Linked DNA regions of Mus musculus: region 2 is linked to region 1. A link is a loop called in an ENCODE intact Hi-C map of the cell type or tissue named here. Cell type or tissue: left cerebral cortex. All regions are shown on one strand.

Evidence for each region. A loop is a pair of places that touch in the nucleus more often than their neighbours do. Peaks named below come from ENCODE experiments on the same cell type or tissue, not always from the same donor. Only the 100,000 strongest peaks of a DNase experiment are listed, where the experiment ranks them.
Region 2: a loop joins it to region 1, with 2.5 times the contacts of the local background. A loop is called at or near these places in 1 of 42 quality-filtered maps.

The regions. Positions count from the first base shown.
Region 1 is chr7:71,376,833-71,380,832 of GRCm38, reverse strand. Gm29328 (a long non-coding RNA gene) reads right to left here. Exons shown (of 3, transcript XR_001778177.1): 2 at 3,410-3,593; 3 at 948-1,179. Gm36260 (a long non-coding RNA gene) reads left to right here and starts at 1,013. Exons shown (of 4, transcript XR_882213.2): 1 at 1,013-1,367; 2 at 3,350-3,430; 3 at 3,819-4,000. In left cerebral cortex, a CTCF peak has its summit at 1,581 (motif pointing left); a DNase peak (open chromatin) is centred at 1,559.
Region 2 is chr7:70,816,053-70,820,052 of GRCm38, reverse strand. No RefSeq gene overlaps it. Among named protein-coding and RNA genes, the nearest start is that of Gm39032, 16 kb to the right of the region's middle. In left cerebral cortex, no CTCF peak of the experiment used is centred here; a DNase peak (open chromatin) is centred at 2,494.

The sequences.
Region 1 (4,000 bases):
TTTCAGGCAAGGCAAAAGAGACAGTTAATAGGCGACAACCTCAACCCCACACTGCTCATGAAAGTGTCGTCTTTAAAGAGGAGAGAATCAAGCAGGCTGTAAGACTAATCGCCCTGCGCCGGTATGAATTTATCTAAAGAGGATTTCGTGTGGAACCCCCGGAGCCGGCCGCCAAACGGATGACTGCACAGTTTAAGAAAGTTAGTGGGACTTGTCCCAATCAACTGTCAGGCTGCATAAAAGGTTTGGGGCAAGCTGACTTAAGCAAACAATATTTAGCCGTCTAAGGATACCATAAGGCCTGAGATTTTGCTTTGTTGCGCTGTCAGGAAATATTGGTACGTATCAAGTAACACTCCTGGTGCAGAAGAGGTGCGTCTCCTTTCTGACTATCTCTATTTACAAAAGAGGCCTGTGCTCCCAGAAGGGTGGGGGCAGGGAACGTGCCAAACCCAGCACTTCACAGAGGTCCTTGCTTGCTTTTCCTGGGATCACAGTCTTCTTCAAAGAAGGAAAAAAAAATGAATTGAGCTAAAAAAAAAAATAAAAAATAAAAAAACCCAACTTCATTCTAAAAAAATAAAAATTAAACATTATTTGAATTTATAAATTCCCTGATTGCCTAGCAAAGACCCTGCCCATAGCCCCCAGACTGTCTGCTATGGATTCTTAAAAAACATGTTTCTCATTGTTTAGCACGTTCTGAAGTATGTTCAAAGCATCCGAGTCTCCAGTGTAAAATACAATCAGGAATATCCAGCTATCAAGCCTACACAGTAAACATTCTAAAGAGGTCCCATGAGCCAAAACTATTTTTGTTAGAAATAATCTCCACAATTCTAATGACTCATCCCTTTTAGTGTTTTAAGTACGTGGGGGAAGAAAAAAAATCATGATGTCTCCAGTTGGAAAATTGCATTGGGAACACTGAGTTGTTACTGAAGAAAGGCAGTTGAGTTGGAGAGTTTAATTTAAAAGGAAAAACAAAACAAAACAAAAACACAAAACAAAACAACAACAACAACAAAAACCCATCGTTCTTTATCAGAACACTCTAAACGTTCATTTGCTTCAGTATCGTTGTGCCTGGGGTGAAGTCCTTGAAGATTCTGGTGCTGAGAGTGTCAATGAAATACCCTTTGGCATTAAGCGCTCTGCCTTGAATCCTGATTGTGCCACCTGAAAGGAAAGGAACGGGAGTTCCTTAACGGCGTAATAAACCAGAAGAACCGAAGGGGAGAACCCGCTTGTTCTGTGAAGAAGATCGCTCCTAGTTAAACAAAGAAATTTGGGGTCGTCTGCTTTTCATGGAAATCTCCTACATATGGCCTTTGAAATTTGTCACTGAAGATGGGTTCCGCTCTAAGGTAAAAAGCCACTACTTTATAGCCTTTCAGCTGCAAGTCTCTGGATTTCCCCCGCCCCCTCTCTCTTGGCCTGCAGCCCAATATGAATGTATGATCACTAGTGCAATAGTTAAACATCTGAGTCTTTTTGAAGTGCCTTCAATGTTACAAGGATGTGATGGTTGATTGCCTAGCAGTCAGTTCGGAAAGGAACTACCTTCTGCCCCCTAGTGGTAGAAATTAATAATGGCTGCCTCGTCATACACCCTTCTCAGCCACCTCAGTTTTCCAGCGTTATGCTTAAATACTTAATGCTGCCTGGGATATATTTCTTTTTGCCCTCGAGACATGGGAACTTGCCATTTTCTCAGACTAACCTTGAGCTCTTAATCTTGTAATCCACCTGTCTCAGCTTCCTGACTGGTTGAGACTTGAGGTGTACCCTCTTGCCTTGGCCAAGGGTGCATTTTAAACAGTGCATGTCTGCACTGTGGGGAGGGGACTGCTTCCTGTGTCTCTGTGTCATACCTTGTATAGCCTCAACACTCTGCACTTCTCTGTTAAACAAAGTACACAATACTATAAACAGACATCGCCCCTAATGTAACTTTCTTCCTGGGAACATTCTGGACGGACTTAATGGGGAATATTAAACAAGTATGATCGGTTGGTGCTGCCAAAATTAGAAACAAAATGTACTTGTATTCAAAAAAGGTGCTGTGGGCTCTTGGGTATTGTGGAAACTTTGTGTCTCCTCCCAGAAGACACTTTTTTGTTTTGTTTTGTTTTGTTTTGTTTTGTTTTGTTTTGTTTTGTTTTTGTATTACATCAGGCAATATAAGCAAGTTGCACTAATTAGCACTGGATATGCCACAGGTCACATCTCCTTGTGTTAAAGGTCATCAACTAAGCCACATACACTGATATAGAGAAAGGGATTGTAGTGTGCTGTCAAGAATGTGCTGGGGCAGACACTGGTCACATACTACATATTTTCCCTCACTTGCAGGCAAGCTGAAAGGAATGTGAGTTTTGTTATTCGTTTATTTCCTGTATTGAGTTTTTGATTATTTTTGTTTGTTTGTTTGTTTGTTTTTTCATCTCTCACACAGAAGTCGAATTCCACATACAGCCAAGCATTAAAGGGCAGGTGGAAATGACATCCGCGATGTAGGTCCCCTTTAGGTTGGATATGTGTTTAGTGAGTGGAAAGGAGACAGAGAAGGAGGAGAGGGGGCCCTCAGAGAGGGGATGGGACAGCTGGACCATGTGGAATGTGTCAGTTTGCTTCTGGGCCACTATTGTGCTGCTGATGTTGGAATTCGGGCAAGGCGTGAGGTTATTGAATAAGGAGCCATGTAGATTCCAGCTGTCAACATGTGATCAGCTCTTTGTACAAAGAGAAGTTTTCTCTGGCCTCCAGTTTGATTGCTAGTGACAGCTACACGTTTCCCTGGGCTCTTTATGCTACCAGCTTGCATTTGGGTAGCCTTTGGCTCTGTTCTCTTTTCGGACTGGCCCTGTAAGCTTTAGTACCTGGCTCGTGAGGGCATGTTGACTGACATTGAAATGACGGGGACATCAGGCCTAATTCCAGAAAGGACATTAGGGCTGGGATATAAACAAACAAACAAAACAGTCCTCTTTTTAAAGAGAAAGTGCTTGCTATTGTTTATTTAGGTTTTGTGCACATCTATATGTGGTGTGTGTGTGTGTGTGTGTGTGTGATCTGTATGGGTCCATACATGTATGGATGGCTGTGTACTCAGTTCTGTTCTTCACCTTTGTTTTGACACAGGGTCTTTCCAGTGACCCCAAAGCTTACTGCTCCAACCATTAAGCCTGGATCTTTCTGTCTCTGTCCCTACAACCCTAGAGGTTTTAGACCCCCATTGCCACATCAGTTTTTATATAGGTACTGGGGATTTGAACTCAGGTCTTTATGCTTGTTCAGTAAGCATTTTACTCACTAATCCCATTGATCCATCTCTCTATCTCTACAGGAGTTTCCTTGCAAACATTTTACTTAAAGAGGGAAAACAGTATACTACGCCCTTTCTTACCGGAAGCATGCCAACTGCTGTGTAAGTATGTTAATGAAAGTCTTTCTTCAAACTGCTCCAGTGGACGGTACGAGCATCACGGTGCTGAACCGACATCCACGATTTCTTTTGCTGTCTTGCTATCAAGCACCTTTACTCTGTTGCTGATGCTGCTGACATTTCTGTTGAGATTCTGAAATCCTCTCTATACGTTGGAAAGGAAGGGAGACGAAGAGAAGGAGGAGTGGAAGAGAAAATTCTTTTCTGTGTGAGCCCACTCTAAAGCTTCTTGAATCTCATAGGAGGTCAGAAGGAGGAAAAAAAAAACCCACATACTTGTTCATATCTAAGAAATTTCATATGTCAATTTTTAAAATTTTTATCCCAGCAGTTACACAGCATTTTTGGTTTATGACATCTTTCATTGTAGGAGCCAGAGGGGTCAAGGACACCCCAAGAAAACCTACAGGGGCAACTAATCTGGACCCATAGGGCTTCACAGAGACTCAACCGACAACAAGAGCTCCTGCTTGGATCTGGCCTAGGCCCTCAAGTTGATGAAACCAAGTTGATGGGCCACAACCTTGAGTAACTGAAGTTTCTCTCAGACAC
Region 2 (4,000 bases), 560 kb after region 1:
AAACTTAAGAACCACCAGTTTGAGGCAAAAGTTATTATTTAACTTGCCATTATTGTTTCTGTAATAAATGAAAAAAATGTAGCAAAAGGTAGTGATGCACTTGTAAGTAACTTAAGTAGTGTGTATATATGTGCATGTGTATACGTATACGTGTGTATGTTTGTGTGTGTGTATGTGTGTGTGATTCAAGAATCAAGTAGAAATGTAATTAGAGTTTATCAGGTACAAAAACAAACAGAAATTTTTATACCAACAAAAATTAAAAACCACTATTTTTATTCAGTCTTAGAACACGTTGCTTGATTTTTAAGTTAGACCATATTTAGAGTTTCAGTGACTGCTCTGCCATTCCAAGCTTGACCTTCAGTTCAGAGTATATCTGTTGCAGACCTGTTCATGGATTAAGTTTAAGATTTCAGCATGAGCATCCTGTTAACAGGGGACAGAAGGCAACTTTGTTGAGCAAATAAGACTTCTCCAAACACACCACCAGATGGTAGAAAATGAACCTAGAATTCTAAAATATGACTATTTCCTTCTCTTTCCCTAACTATTTTTCTTACATACCCTACACCACCAAAAGGTAGGCTTTCGAGAACTCCAGACCTACCCATTCTAATTTGTTGTAAATTGGATCAGTTCAGCCAAATTTTCTTACAAGAAGTGATAGTATCATATTTTATCCAAAAAGTGATTTTTTTTCCCTAGGCCTTACTGTAAAGGAAAAATGGGGCCAGAATGACAGCGTATTTTTTGAAGCCCCGTGGCCTGCTACCATTTGGTACCCTGATCTAATTTGTGGTTTCATATATCTTCTTCCGTGTCTCCCAACAGACAAGATGAAAAAGTCCTACTTACTACAAATGGATCTCTCTTTTTCTATTTACACAATATATGAGTGTTTAAGTAGAAGGGAAAATAGTTTACTCACGTTTGTAAGCAAGCCTCCGATTGTTCCAATAATGGACTTACTACTTTCAATGTTGGCACGTTTTCCTTTGCCTTCCAAATTAATTACAGAACATACTTGAATGTGTACACTCTGCTGGTGTGTACATAGAGTGGGCATGTAAAGAAATTGCTGGACCATTTTAGGCATAAAAATACTTTATTTAAAACATACAATTGATTAAGGGAAAGTAGAGAATTCTATTTGAATTATTAAGAGAATTGTGGGCTGCTAATTTTATTTTTGTGTGAATAGAACCATGTGCTAAATTATTGATGTCCTCTTATGACCAAGAATTTTTTCCTTTGCTCCTTTGTACTTTAGAGATGATTATAAAATCAGAACCTGCAATGTGACACCATGAACATGGAAAGCTCTCAGAATTTTGTAACGAAGCATTATTATCTTTATTCCCTTTCAATAAATAACATAGATTCTCTCCCATCCTTCAATTTCAGATCGAGGAACTCCCCCCATCACTCCCTTCCTCCTTGTGTCTGTGTATGTGAGTATGTTGTGCATTTGTCTGCCTTTCTGCCTCTCTCTCTTTATCTCTGTCTCTCTGTTTCTCTGTAATTCTGTCTCTATCTCACAGACTCTCTCTGGCTCTCTGTATTTGTCTCTGTCTCTCTCAGACTCTCTGGCTCTCTGTATCTGTGTGTGTGTGTGTGTGTTCTCTTTTGAGTAACGGAGAGCCTGGTTTCTGTTCCAGACCTCATTTTCTTAGAAGGCACCAAAAGCCGTTACCATCCAAAAATTTCAACTCTGAATGAGAAAGTAGGATGGAATCAAAATATCCATTTAGTCTGAATCTCTTTACAACTTGTGCTAATTGGCAATTGTAGGTGGTCTTGGTAGACCGACTAATAATTGAACAGGAAAGAAGTCACAATTCCCTAAGTGAACCTGCTGGTCCCCACGGTGTCACAGTAACAAGGCGTACTGGGTTGTTCCTGCAATCTCCCCTAATACCTGATGCTGAGGTACAGAGGGAATGTGAGCTTTGCCCTTGGGGTGCTGTCAGTCACTAACACTGAATTCAGTCAGGAGACACTAAAGGAAACTGTGCCGGGCCCATCTTGAAGCGTCTTTCTGATACACAGCCAAGTCACACTGTTCCATGAAGGGTTTGCAATAAAAAGTAATATGTTGGGGGAAATTAAAACATGAATTGGAGCTGTTAATTACACACACATTGGTTTAAAGCTGAAGCAAATACTTCTATCTGCCCTTTGTTGCACATTTTGCATGCCTGCCTGTTCCTCTACTGTTCTTGCTCGGTCTGTTTCTCGCTAATCTACCCGCCCTAACACTTCCACTACCCAATTCCAGGAGTTAACAGAAATGTAAAATGTAAATGTAAATTGTGGCCTAGATTGCTGCTACTGCTGCGGGGAGAGAGATGGCAGGTGCCGGCTATGAGAGCTGGGATATGTGAGGGATCACCTTCCACATTCTTGGGTCTCAACACACTCTTCTTGTATCCATCCCACTGCTCTCAGGCTTCCTATCCAATTTTGTTCTGTGGCCAACCCTGTGCATTTCCCATGCTAATTTGCATGTGTTTTTCTTGGCACAGGGAGAATTCCTCTACATTTGAGACTTCCAAGCCAACTCACTTGCCACTGAAACTCCTTCTTTCTCACTTCTCCACTAAAAAGCCTAAAGGAACATCCTGCCAACTTTTTCTTCTCGCAGGGAACACCCATGCTACTAGTGGCTGCATCTCCCAAAATGTTAAGGTGCAGCTGACAATGGTAACACGCTCTGAACTAACTTCCACTCCTGTGTGCTAAGCACCTTCCAAGGAGGACTTTAAATATCCTGAACCCTAAAATGACTGCCACGGCAAAAAGGAAAGAAGAAAAGACTGCAGTTGACATAGGCCTAGAGTTCATGGAGGGGGTCATCAGGATGATTGACAGCATCACCATAAAGATAACAGTTCTGATTATGGTGTCTTATACTAGGAGAATCTGAACTTGACCCAGTAAACAGCAAGGACTTAAAGAATAGTTTTGTCTAAAAGCATTATATTTGGGGGAGGGGGAGAGAGAGAGAGAGAGAGAGAATGCCATGGTGCTGTAGATAGTTGACTAAAGAAATCAGGAATGAATAAATCATCACAGCTAGATCTTCCCTTGTTCCACTGGGGATAGTGGAATGGTGTGAACAAGGAGGAAAGCCTTATTGTGGTAGCAGTTCTAAGGCACCATGACAGAATTTGCTATTCCAATGATGTGATCTTTGAAGATGGCCCAAAGTCCTGGGATAAATGGTCTTAAAATGGTAAGCTACCCTTAGATGCCATGAATCGGAGACAGAGAAGGATCTTCAAAAATGAGATGCCCTTAGACAGTTAGAAACAGGAACCTAGTTTTGCACAGTGGCTTGAGGGACAGGGATACCGGTGACATGTGAAACACTTAAAGTTGCTACGATCATGCAAGAAGAGCATTTAAGACAAAATGGGGAATAGGCTCATCTAATCAGGGACTTAAGGAGCCCACTGCAGGAAGACAGCTAGGTTTTATTGTTGCTCTGTCAGCCTGAGTGAGTTTGGTGGTTGAAAGGCTGGAGAGTTCAGGTGAAGTTTCAGTCAGCAATCTGTGCTTATAGAACAAGGGTTTAGGATGGGAATAAAAGATGGCCAACACCAACAGGCAGACGCAGACCTGAGAGGTACTTCCTATTTATCTCCTCTGAGCATCCTGTGAACTCTTCTGTCATAGGAACCGTGGCTGCCCCCGGGTATTCACGAGGGCAAAGCATCACTGCTAACTGACAGTGTAGGCTCCTCCCCTTCTATTTAAAGTTTTGTTTCACATGTATTTATCTGTGTGTCATCGTGGTATCCATACCACCGCACACGGAAGTCAGAAGAAAACTTGCAAGACTCTGCCTCTCCTTCAGTAAAGTGAGTTTCGGGGGTCGAAGTCAGGATGTTAGACTTGGCTGTAAGCACCTTTGTCCTCTGAACTATTTCATGGGCCTGATTTTGCCATTCTGGTCAGCTTTCCCCCTCAAAATGCCTGCTTTGGAAGCCACTAT